2 separate regions of the Homo sapiens genome follow, and region 2 is linked to region 1. The links are chromatin contacts, found by Hi-C or POLR2A ChIA-PET in ENCODE. All regions are on one chromosome and are shown on one strand. Each heading gives the region's core, a stretch centred on a gene start or an enhancer-like site at or near the end of the contact. The rest is flanking DNA. Distances are from core to core; before and after follow the strand shown. Region 1 has its middle 110 kb from the start of GAP43. Region 2 has its middle 130 kb from the start of ZBTB20.

Evidence for each region. Hi-C counts contacts between places; a loop is a spot of excess contacts on that map. ChIA-PET counts read pairs that join two places held with the same protein, here RNA polymerase II (POLR2A).
Region 2: a map of ascending aorta shows a loop between it and region 1 (2.3-fold over the local background). The contact joins two enhancer-like sites. A Hi-C loop is called at or near these places in 1 of 168 maps with a recorded cell type or tissue (ascending aorta). POLR2A ChIA-PET finds 5 or more read pairs at or near these places in 2 of 52 experiments (H1 and WTC11).

The regions. Positions count from the first base shown.
Region 1 is chr3:115,509,846-115,514,484 of GRCh38, reverse strand. No RefSeq gene overlaps it. Among named protein-coding and RNA genes, the nearest start is that of GAP43, 110 kb to the left of the region's middle. Within about 2 kb of position 1,809, at least 9 of the 41 ENCODE cell types and tissues checked have a DNase peak (open chromatin) inside an H3K27ac peak, as active enhancers do.
Region 2 is chr3:115,278,325-115,282,963 of GRCh38, reverse strand. It overlaps the pseudogene EIF4E2P2. Among named protein-coding and RNA genes, the nearest start is that of ZBTB20, 130 kb to the right of the region's middle. Within about 2 kb of position 2,188, at least 2 of the 41 ENCODE cell types and tissues checked have a DNase peak (open chromatin) inside an H3K27ac peak, as active enhancers do.

The DNA of each region.
Region 1 (4,639 bases), core at 560-3,059:
TTGGCTTCTGTGTCCTTTAATGTATTCCTGAATATCTCCTAATTTTCTAATGAAAACTTGATAGTTCATGACCGAGCAACACGCACTAAGTTCAGACCATAAGTGTTACATATTTCAAAAATTTCTCCAACATTTGTGATGGAGCTGCCAATCATCTCTTAATTCCTATGTGCCATGACTCTGAAAATGAGCCCCAAATGGCACAAATACCTTCTTTATTTCAGCCCTGTCTCAACTACAAAATAATCTCAATGCCCTTCATATGCCTATGGTTCTCACTCAGCCTAAACCCAAATACATTTTAAAGCGTTCTTTCTCACAATTCTACCTTCTGGGTTTATTTTTAAATGAAACCATTAAAGCTTGAACCTCTAATATCAAAATAAAATGGGTTAGGCAAGTGGTAAAAATGGAATAGAAGCCAAGCCAGAGTTTCCTATAAGTTGCAGCAATAGCAATACGTCATCAGAGAGGGAAAAAATAGGAAAATTAGCTTGCTCTGTCACTTGACAATTTTACAGAACTGGAATTTTATATGGAATAGGCATTTGGGTTAAACTTTTTCTATTCTACCCCTGCAGAACTTTTCCCTGCGCTTCTCTCCTCTGCATCTATTATAAAAGTCTAGACCTCAGAGGCAACTAATATAAACTGCTTTCCCCTCCTCCTTGTATCTAATTAATTTCACCTTCCTTGGAGTTCCCATGGTATATATTACCTGCTGCCAGGCACCATGAGTCATTTGTGAACATATCCGCCTCCCCAGCCAGAATGTATGCACCTTGAAGGCAAAGAACATCTCACTCATTTTGCATACACTTGGCTCGAAGTAGTCCTCTGAAAGTGTTTATTAAATTGAATTGCTTTCACTTTGTAAGATTAGCAGGCACTTTGATTAATGGCTTTTTCTTTTTTTCAAAGACTTCCTTTTTTGGTGCAAACTCCACGTGACCCGCAGTTATCTAGGGCAGTAAGTAATGTTCAAGTGATTATAGCAGAAAGCTAAGATTCCACCAGCGCTCTGGGAGTTGCAGGGGAGATCAGCAGAATCACATGCTTAATATTTTAAAGAAGTGGCATGGTCCTTTCATGGAGGTTTCTGCCATCGATCCCTTCCAAGGATTCAGTCACTCAGCCACATTTAACATTCACTAGGTCAGACCTTTATTCAAGCTGACGTCATCTGAACCCTCGTGCAATTCAATCATAGCATACATTCTGCCCAACCTCCTCCTACTCCTCCCCCAGCCTCTTGCTAGGGTGTCAGCCAATAAACAGCAGTTAATCCAGACCCCAGAACTTTTCGAATCCGTCTTTCCAGAGCTTCTATTTAGTTATGCTGCAGGGGAAAGGGTCGAGAGTGAAAGATAGAGGCGTGGCCCCTCCCATAGCAGCAATGAATCTTTAAGACTTGAGTCTCTGGGCAAAGAGAGAACTCTCCCTTTCTTCTTGGAAATGAAATCGAGCAGCACTATCAGCCAGGGGCCAGCCACATGAAAAGGGATTCCTAGTTGCCTGTCCCTTACTCCCGGATGTCAGAAAGAAGTCGGATATTTCTCACGCAAGAAATAAACACCCCTCTGCCCGCTGCTGCTTCCTCTGATTTCTCCGCGAGCATGAGATGACTGAGTAACGCAGCTGGATTTTTCTAGTCCCCAGAGTTCAACACCCGCCCGCTCACCTCTACCATCCTCTCTTCTGTTCCCTTCCTCTTTTACTTCCCCTTCCCCCACTTTCCCTCATTTAAATACAAACGCTTAGGTTTCCCTGCGCTCCGGAGCCGCCATTGACATCAAGCAGGGTCTCCATAGAAACCAGGAGGCGCGCAGCGGGCTTCTGCAGCCCCAGCCCAGGATTCCCAGGCAGAGGTGTGGCTCGGTCCAGAGGAGCTGCGGGGAGACCTTCTCCTTATTAATATGAACCTGGGGAGGAGGAGAGAGCGTTTAGGCAGAGAGGGCACGCGACGAGGTAGAAACAGAAGGGGCTAAGGGAACAGATTATCTATTAAAAATGTTTGGTTTTAGCCTAGGAACATTCAGAGGAGAAGTAGTCCAAGACACCCCAGGGTCAGGGTCTTCCTCCTCTCAATTTTTCATGTACTCAACAGATCTCAGCTTAATGTGGAGATTATTTGGGGGAGCCAGTTTCCAGTGTTTAGTTGCAACGAAGCAGCTGCCACGCCCTGGACTGCATGCAGCAAAACATTCTTCCTGAAAGCACTTAAAACGGGCAAGAGAACCACACCTTTGCACTCGTCTTTTTTTCCTAGCCATTTTACATGTTACCTCATTTTATCCTCACGAAGGTGGCGTTATGAACCCCATTTCATAGACAAGGATGCGCATGAGACGGTGGTTTATAGTTATTCTGTCCATAGCCTTACACCTAATGTCTTGAAGAAAACTCTGCACCTCCAGAGTAAGAGAGTCTTTATTTTCCCTTCTCATCCTCATTCTTCTTTGGCGGTCACTCCTCTGACCTTCTCCCATCTTTCTCCTCTCAAGCATGGTCATAAAAAAATTCTTCTGAAAGTACATCATAAGGCCCCATTCCAGAAGAGGGGTCTTGCCCTATTCCTGGAAGCAAAGAAGAATTTGAATAAACAGGACTTGCTGAATTCCCCCCATTTTATTACCACTAGAACATAGGTTTTTGTTCTCCAATCACACTTCTGTATGGCTGTCCATAAAAATACCCAGTTTTCCCTGGGGTCTTTGGGTCTTCATTTATGATGCCTGCCATGCCACATAAAACTTTGGTTAAATAAATTTGTTATGCTTTTCTCTTGTTAATCTGTCTTCGTTATAGGAGTGTCAGCTGTGACCCTTTGATGGGTAGAGAAAAGATATTACTTGCTGTCCCTTACAGTTTTTTTGCTTCACATATTAAAGATTCTTGTACTAGTTTCCTGTTGGTGCTATAGTAAATTATCACAAAGTTTTTGGCTGAAAACAACACAAATTTATCTTTATCTCACAGTTCTGAAAGGATGTCAGAAGTCTCACTGGTCTAAAACCAAGGTGTCTGCAGTGCTGTGTTCCTTTTGGATGCTCTAAGATAAGAATCAGTTTCTTGCCTTTTCTGGCTCTTGGGAGCTGCTGGCATTTCTTGGCTCACAGCACCCTTTCTTCTTCAAAACCAGCAATAGCATCCCTCCAGCCTCTGTTGTCACATTTCCTTCTCTGGTCCTGACCCTCCAGCCTCCTTCTTTAAAGGATCTTTGTGATTACACAGGGCACACCTGGATAATCCAAGGATAATCTCTCCATCTCAAAATCCTTAATTTAATCACAGTTGCAAAGTACTATTTGCCATCAAAGATACTATATTTACAGTTCCAGGGGATTAGGAAAGAAGGAATTATTCTTCCTACCACAAACCTCATGTCTTTTATCATCTTAAAAATAATGACACTTTAAAAATCTTTGTCTCTCCTAAATTGTAAATCAATTTGTCTCTTTCCTAATACAGTCAAGTGTTTTTTTTGTTGTTGTTGTTGTTTATAAACAAACAAAAAAAATCCATTCTCACTATGTCTATTTCCTTAACTACCATTTATTTCCTTACTGTTAATTAGCTCCCCACTATAATTTACTTCTCTCTCCATGGTATAAAAACTCTTCTGTCAAAATTCAAAATTACTTTCAAATTGCCAATTTCATAGACATTTACTAGTCCCTTCTTACTCTACTTGTTAGTAGCCTTTGACTTTAACATTTTCTTTTTTATGAAATTCTCTCTTTTCTTGGATTCCGAGACAATACTCCTATTTACTGTCCCCCACTGCCCTCTCCACACCCACCCACCCCCCCAGCCCCACCAACTCTCTTCTTAAATCTTTGACTTCTACTCAATCCTTTTTGTGGACTTCTCTTCATCTTCCTGTCCTTAAACATGAATGTTTTCTACAGTATTGCTACTCAAAGTGTGGTCTGCATACTTGCAGAATCAACATCACCTGGAAGCTTGCTGGAAATTATGATGATTAGACCCCACTCCAGGGCTACTAAATCAGAACTTGTATTTTTACAGGATCCTCAGGTGACTTGCACACACACTAAAGCTTGCGAAACACCGGTCTTGAATTTCATACTTGATCCTTTAATATACTCCCTGAAAGATCTGATCTACCATTCCATCTCTGGCCATAAGCCTCAAATTTATGTCTTCAGCCTATATAACCTTTTCAGATTTAACTCATATATTGAGCTATCCATCAGACATCTTTCTCTAGATGTTCCAAAAGCACTTCGAATTCACCCTATTCAAAATGAGCTCATCATCTCCAACTGCCAATGTTCTATTTTAGTAAACAACATCTTTTTCACCTAAATATCCAAGCCAGGACATTAAAAACCCCTTCGTTTCTTCATTCCCACATCCTCACAATCATCTTGCCATGTTAATTTTCAGAAATATCTTCTCTCATCTTCAACCATCGCCAGTGATCTACGTCATAGTGGTATCATCTATCACCTCTGAATTGGTGTCTTTTTCTGTGATAATACAAGAGCCTCTTGACTACTACCACTCCCAAGTGTTTGAAAGATTCCTAAAACACACACACACACACACACACACGCACACACACACACATCATTTGATCCAAGCAGTCCCTGGTTTTAAAACTTTGCTATCA
Region 2 (4,639 bases), core at 939-3,438, 230 kb after region 1:
GTTTTCTGGTTTTAGACACATCTGAGTCCAAGTGCGTAAACATGTTCTTAGTCACGTGTTCTACTCTTGCCCTTTTTTCTTTCATGTTGGCTTATTCTTTCCAAGTAATGGAGTCCATCACTCTCTTCCTCCTTGCAATGATCTTTACAGCTCATAAACTCAGAAAAAGATCTTCTCTTTCTTCATGCAACAATAGCAATTTCCCCCAAAGGGTACTGATAAACCCTGCTTAGATCTCATACCTCCCTCTACACAATCAGTATCTGGGCCCTGGAGAAAGAGATACTCTGATTGGCCATCTTGAGTCTTTTGCCCACACCAGTGGCAGGAGGGACGGCCACATCAGAATCACTTGGTGCAGTAGAGAAGCAAATTCTAAAAGGAAGGAGAGCCAAGCAGACAAAATAACAGATGTCTTGACATCCTCATTCTTGATTACTGCATATCATGGTCTGTCTGCTGCTCTTGTTGCTCAACAATATCCAGCCAGGGCTCTTCCTTCAAGCTGTGTTCCAAGGAATCTTTACAACATGTTTTCCAGATTTCCATCTTGCACTTTTATGCTTTCATTTAAATATAGCAGCTTCTATGGATACTTCTCTTAACCTCCTGTTTTTCCACAGGAGCCCAACCCAGTGTGTTTGGGTTGAATCAACTCTTCCATGCTGAGAGATTGGAATGCATTTGACTCTTCAGTGGATGATTTCATCTGCCACTTTGGTGATATTAGTCCTAGGAAGTAACACTGCTGCCCACATTTGCCTGGTTCTCAGTTAACTCCCTTAGCAGGTGCCCTGACACAGCGAGAGGACAGGACAAACAAGTGAGCTGGACGGACTTGAATTATTAACCTCTACTTACTAGCCTAACTCATGTACAGTGCTGTTATAGCTCTCATTGAATTGCAGAGACTGATCACACTGTCTGAATTTTTTAGTCCCCTCAGGAAGCAAATACTTGTATTTTTTAGACAAATCCTAAGAACCTATCTAGTCAACGGTTTAATTTTACAAATAAAATAACAGAAGCCCTGAGAGCTTTTGGCCCAAGAACTGAAACTAAAACCTTAGCCTCTTATCTACTTACTGGTGCCCTTGACACTATTTTCTGATGCTTCTCTTTTTCTCAGATTTCCTTCTGGTTAGTGATTTGTCTATAAATATTTCTACCACTAATGAATATAAGTGTTTTCAAAATGCAAGTAAGTCAAGGTCACCATCTATTTGGTAGTAGATTGATGTCAGAGATGATATAGAGCTTAGTGAGGTTTGGATTCAGAAAGGTTCAAATTTGAGTCCTGGTTTCAAAAGTATTAGCTGGGTGACCTTGGCAACTTATTCAGAGTTTCCTCACCTATAAAATGTGGATAATAATAGTATCTCTTTCAGAGGGATATTGTGCAGAATAAATCAGATTTTGAAAACATTTAGCAAAATAGCTAGTAGTCTTGTCTTAGCTGTTTTATTAGGTTGCCTCTTTGGTCTATACTTTTGCAGTAGTCAAAAGAAAGGGTTTAGGAAAGGAAACCAGAACAGAGAACTTTGCAAACAGAAGAACCAGTAGTACTGAAAGTGGGATTTCATTTAATGCTGCTTAAGAAAATATTGTTTTTTTATTAAAATACCCCATATCACTGTGAAGGACTTTGGAACAGGGAAAGGAGGATGGTAGTTTCAGGATAAGAAAAGCAACCTTTGAGATTTTGCAAGCTAATGTTGAAATTTGCATCAGTATCTTGATCTCTTAAAACCCTGTGTGGAAAGGAGGTCAAATTAGGTTTGGGGCAGGAAAAGGATAGGGTAGAACAGGAAAGACTCATCAAAATGAGACTGCAGTAGAAAAAATAGAGATGTTCTTAGATAAGGTAAGAAAAAGCAATTGTGAAAGCATCCTGGGTTCAGGCAGGGAAAGGATCAAGTTTAGGAGATCAGCTGGACAGTTGATATAGTTCAAGACAGTGGAGGGTCCAGTGGCAAGAACAAGTAGTAAGAATCAGGAAATACTTTAAGAATCTGAATCCCACTCTAAGGAGATGGGACAATAAGACACTGGATCATAAATGGGAATTACTGGCACGGGGCTTAGCTTCTAAGAAATGAACTCATATTGCCACTGAGGCAAGGATTTCACACATTTCCTGTATAGGACTAGGACTGAAGCCAGAGTACTGCAAAGTACACAGCAGGACCGCATGGGGAGATTTTAGGCCAGAATGGGTAGTGAGGAAACAGCACCCTGTTTGTGAAGGAAGTTCTTCACAGTCTTTACAGGCTTTCACAAGAAACAGACATTTAAAAAAAAAACAGGGAAACATGAGTGCAGAATTTACAGAGATATTTTGGTACATGTGCCCAGAGGCATCTAAAAATACGGCCTTGGTTTTCAAAATTAAGAAAATAAACAGAACACATTAAAGATAAAGACAGTATCATACAAAAACCTAGCTGACATATTTGTAATTTTTTTTCAAGATTACTCTAAGGCCCCTTAGTTGCAGGTTTTGTCAAATAGGAAGTATATTTTCAAGTAACTTCAGTTACTCTATGGAATTTAGAGCCAGAAAGTTCTACAGTCAAATACTGTGGGAATTTAAAATTTGTAAGGATGAAAAAGTCTTCTGAAAGGGATGTCTTGGTTTCTTGATAAAGCAGAGCATCCATGTGGGCGGCAGGGAGTAGGGAGTGGGTAGAAATATGTGGACAATGTTTTGGTGTGGGAACAACTAAAGGAAAGTTGAGGCACCAAGTTTAATCAGTAAGGCCAATCAGTAGTTGTAGAAATCATCTAGTGGTTTCCTAAATGTGATTTATACAGATCCCCAAAACTCTGGAGTCCAAGAAAGCTTAGTCAGAAGCCTCTATATTCATTTCAACCAAAGTGACTCTGCATTTCTTCTCTCTTTTTTTTTTTTAAATTTAGCACCATTTATTGAGCAATCTCAGCTGTTGCTGTAGCTGCTGTGTGTCAGCCTGTTCTTAAAACATAAAATGCTCTTTTAATTATCTTGTCCAGGATAGAAGGATCTTCCAGGTAGCATACCAACAGAACAAGAGACTCTAATGACACCAGCTTCAAGGATAGTGCCATCCAGAGATGGAGAGGGTCATGGCACATTCAACCGCAGCTTCCAGAGGTTTTGATAAAGGAGCCTTTGGGAGCCCAGGCTGCCTGGCGTTTTGATGCTGTCGGTGTGAGTTTTGTATTTCATAATGGTGTTGGGAGATAGGTTAAGCACTCGCCAAAGTGTATCCCAGATTCACGTTGTGGTTGCTTGGTCACTGGCAGTCTTTTCCATATTGAAATAATGTCCTCTTGACAGTGAAGAGAGACCACAGCCCCACAGATCTCCTCCCCAACCATGAACTTTTCCCCCAACATGGCCAAAATGAGATTCTCCCAGCAATGGGAGATCAAGCCCTTCCGCAGCCAAATAATCCTCTTGTCACCATTTTTATTTGCATTATCCTCCCACATGGGTTTAATTCCTTTTTGAAGAGATCGAAGTCACTGTGGCCTGTCAGATCCTTTGGACATACCATGTGGCTATAAAACCTCCAGAACTGCTCCACAGAGGCAAAGGTGCCAATCTGTTTGATATTCTGTTCATAACTCTGTGAGCTGGTGGGACAGACAGGGGTTCTCCTGGAGTACCAGAAAGTGTAGTTGTACTGCAGGGGATGCTCTGCCTGTCCAGGGACAACAGCCTTCCTCTTGTTACTGCTCTTATTCTTGTCCCATTGTGTTTTTTCTTTCTCAGTATCTTTCTGTGTGCTGCTTTCTTCATTCTGATCATGGTCCCTATTGTTGTCATCTTTCAAAGCATCAAATTTGTTGTTCATCCTCTTGCCACTACTGCGGCCACTGCCTCATTTCTGCTTTTCCTATGGGCTATAAATTGAGATTCCATAGAACCTTCTGTTTGAGACAAAGGACTCCAATATTTATGTCAGAAAAACTGAAAAGGATATTGAAATGGACAAAAATAGATTACCTGCCATTCTGTAAAGCACTTCTTTCCATTTATTTCATTCAGAGAAGCCTGCACCTTTTATTGTCTTTAAGGTGTTTTACAACTCTGTAAGTAATGCAAATGACTCTTGTCCATAGAAAAGCAAATGATTTTTATTTCTGGTGAAATTTTGCCTAATGATATTGACCAGTTTTGCATGTGTTTGTAAACTTACTTCTTATTACCCACATGTGTGGTGTTTAAATCATTTTGGGAACTAGTTGTCACATCTTACTGGTTTTCTCATTTATTAATTAAATAAAAGCCTTTACCAAAAGAATGAAACCGGACACTTATCTCTTGCTATATACAAAAATCAAATCAGAATGTTATAGAGACTTAAATCTAAGACCTCAGACTACTAAACTACTAAAAGTAAACACTGGGGAAACTCTCTAGGACATTGGAGTGGGCAAAAATTTCTTGAGTAATACCCTACGATCACAGGCAACCAATGCAAAAGTGGACAAATGAGATCACATCAAGTTAAAAGCTTCTGCACAGCAAAGGAAACAATCAAGATGAAGAGACAACCCACAGAATGGGGGAAATGGAAGTGAAGAGAAAACCCACAGAATGGGAGAAAATATTTGCAAACTACCCATCTGACAAGGGATTAACAGCCAGAAT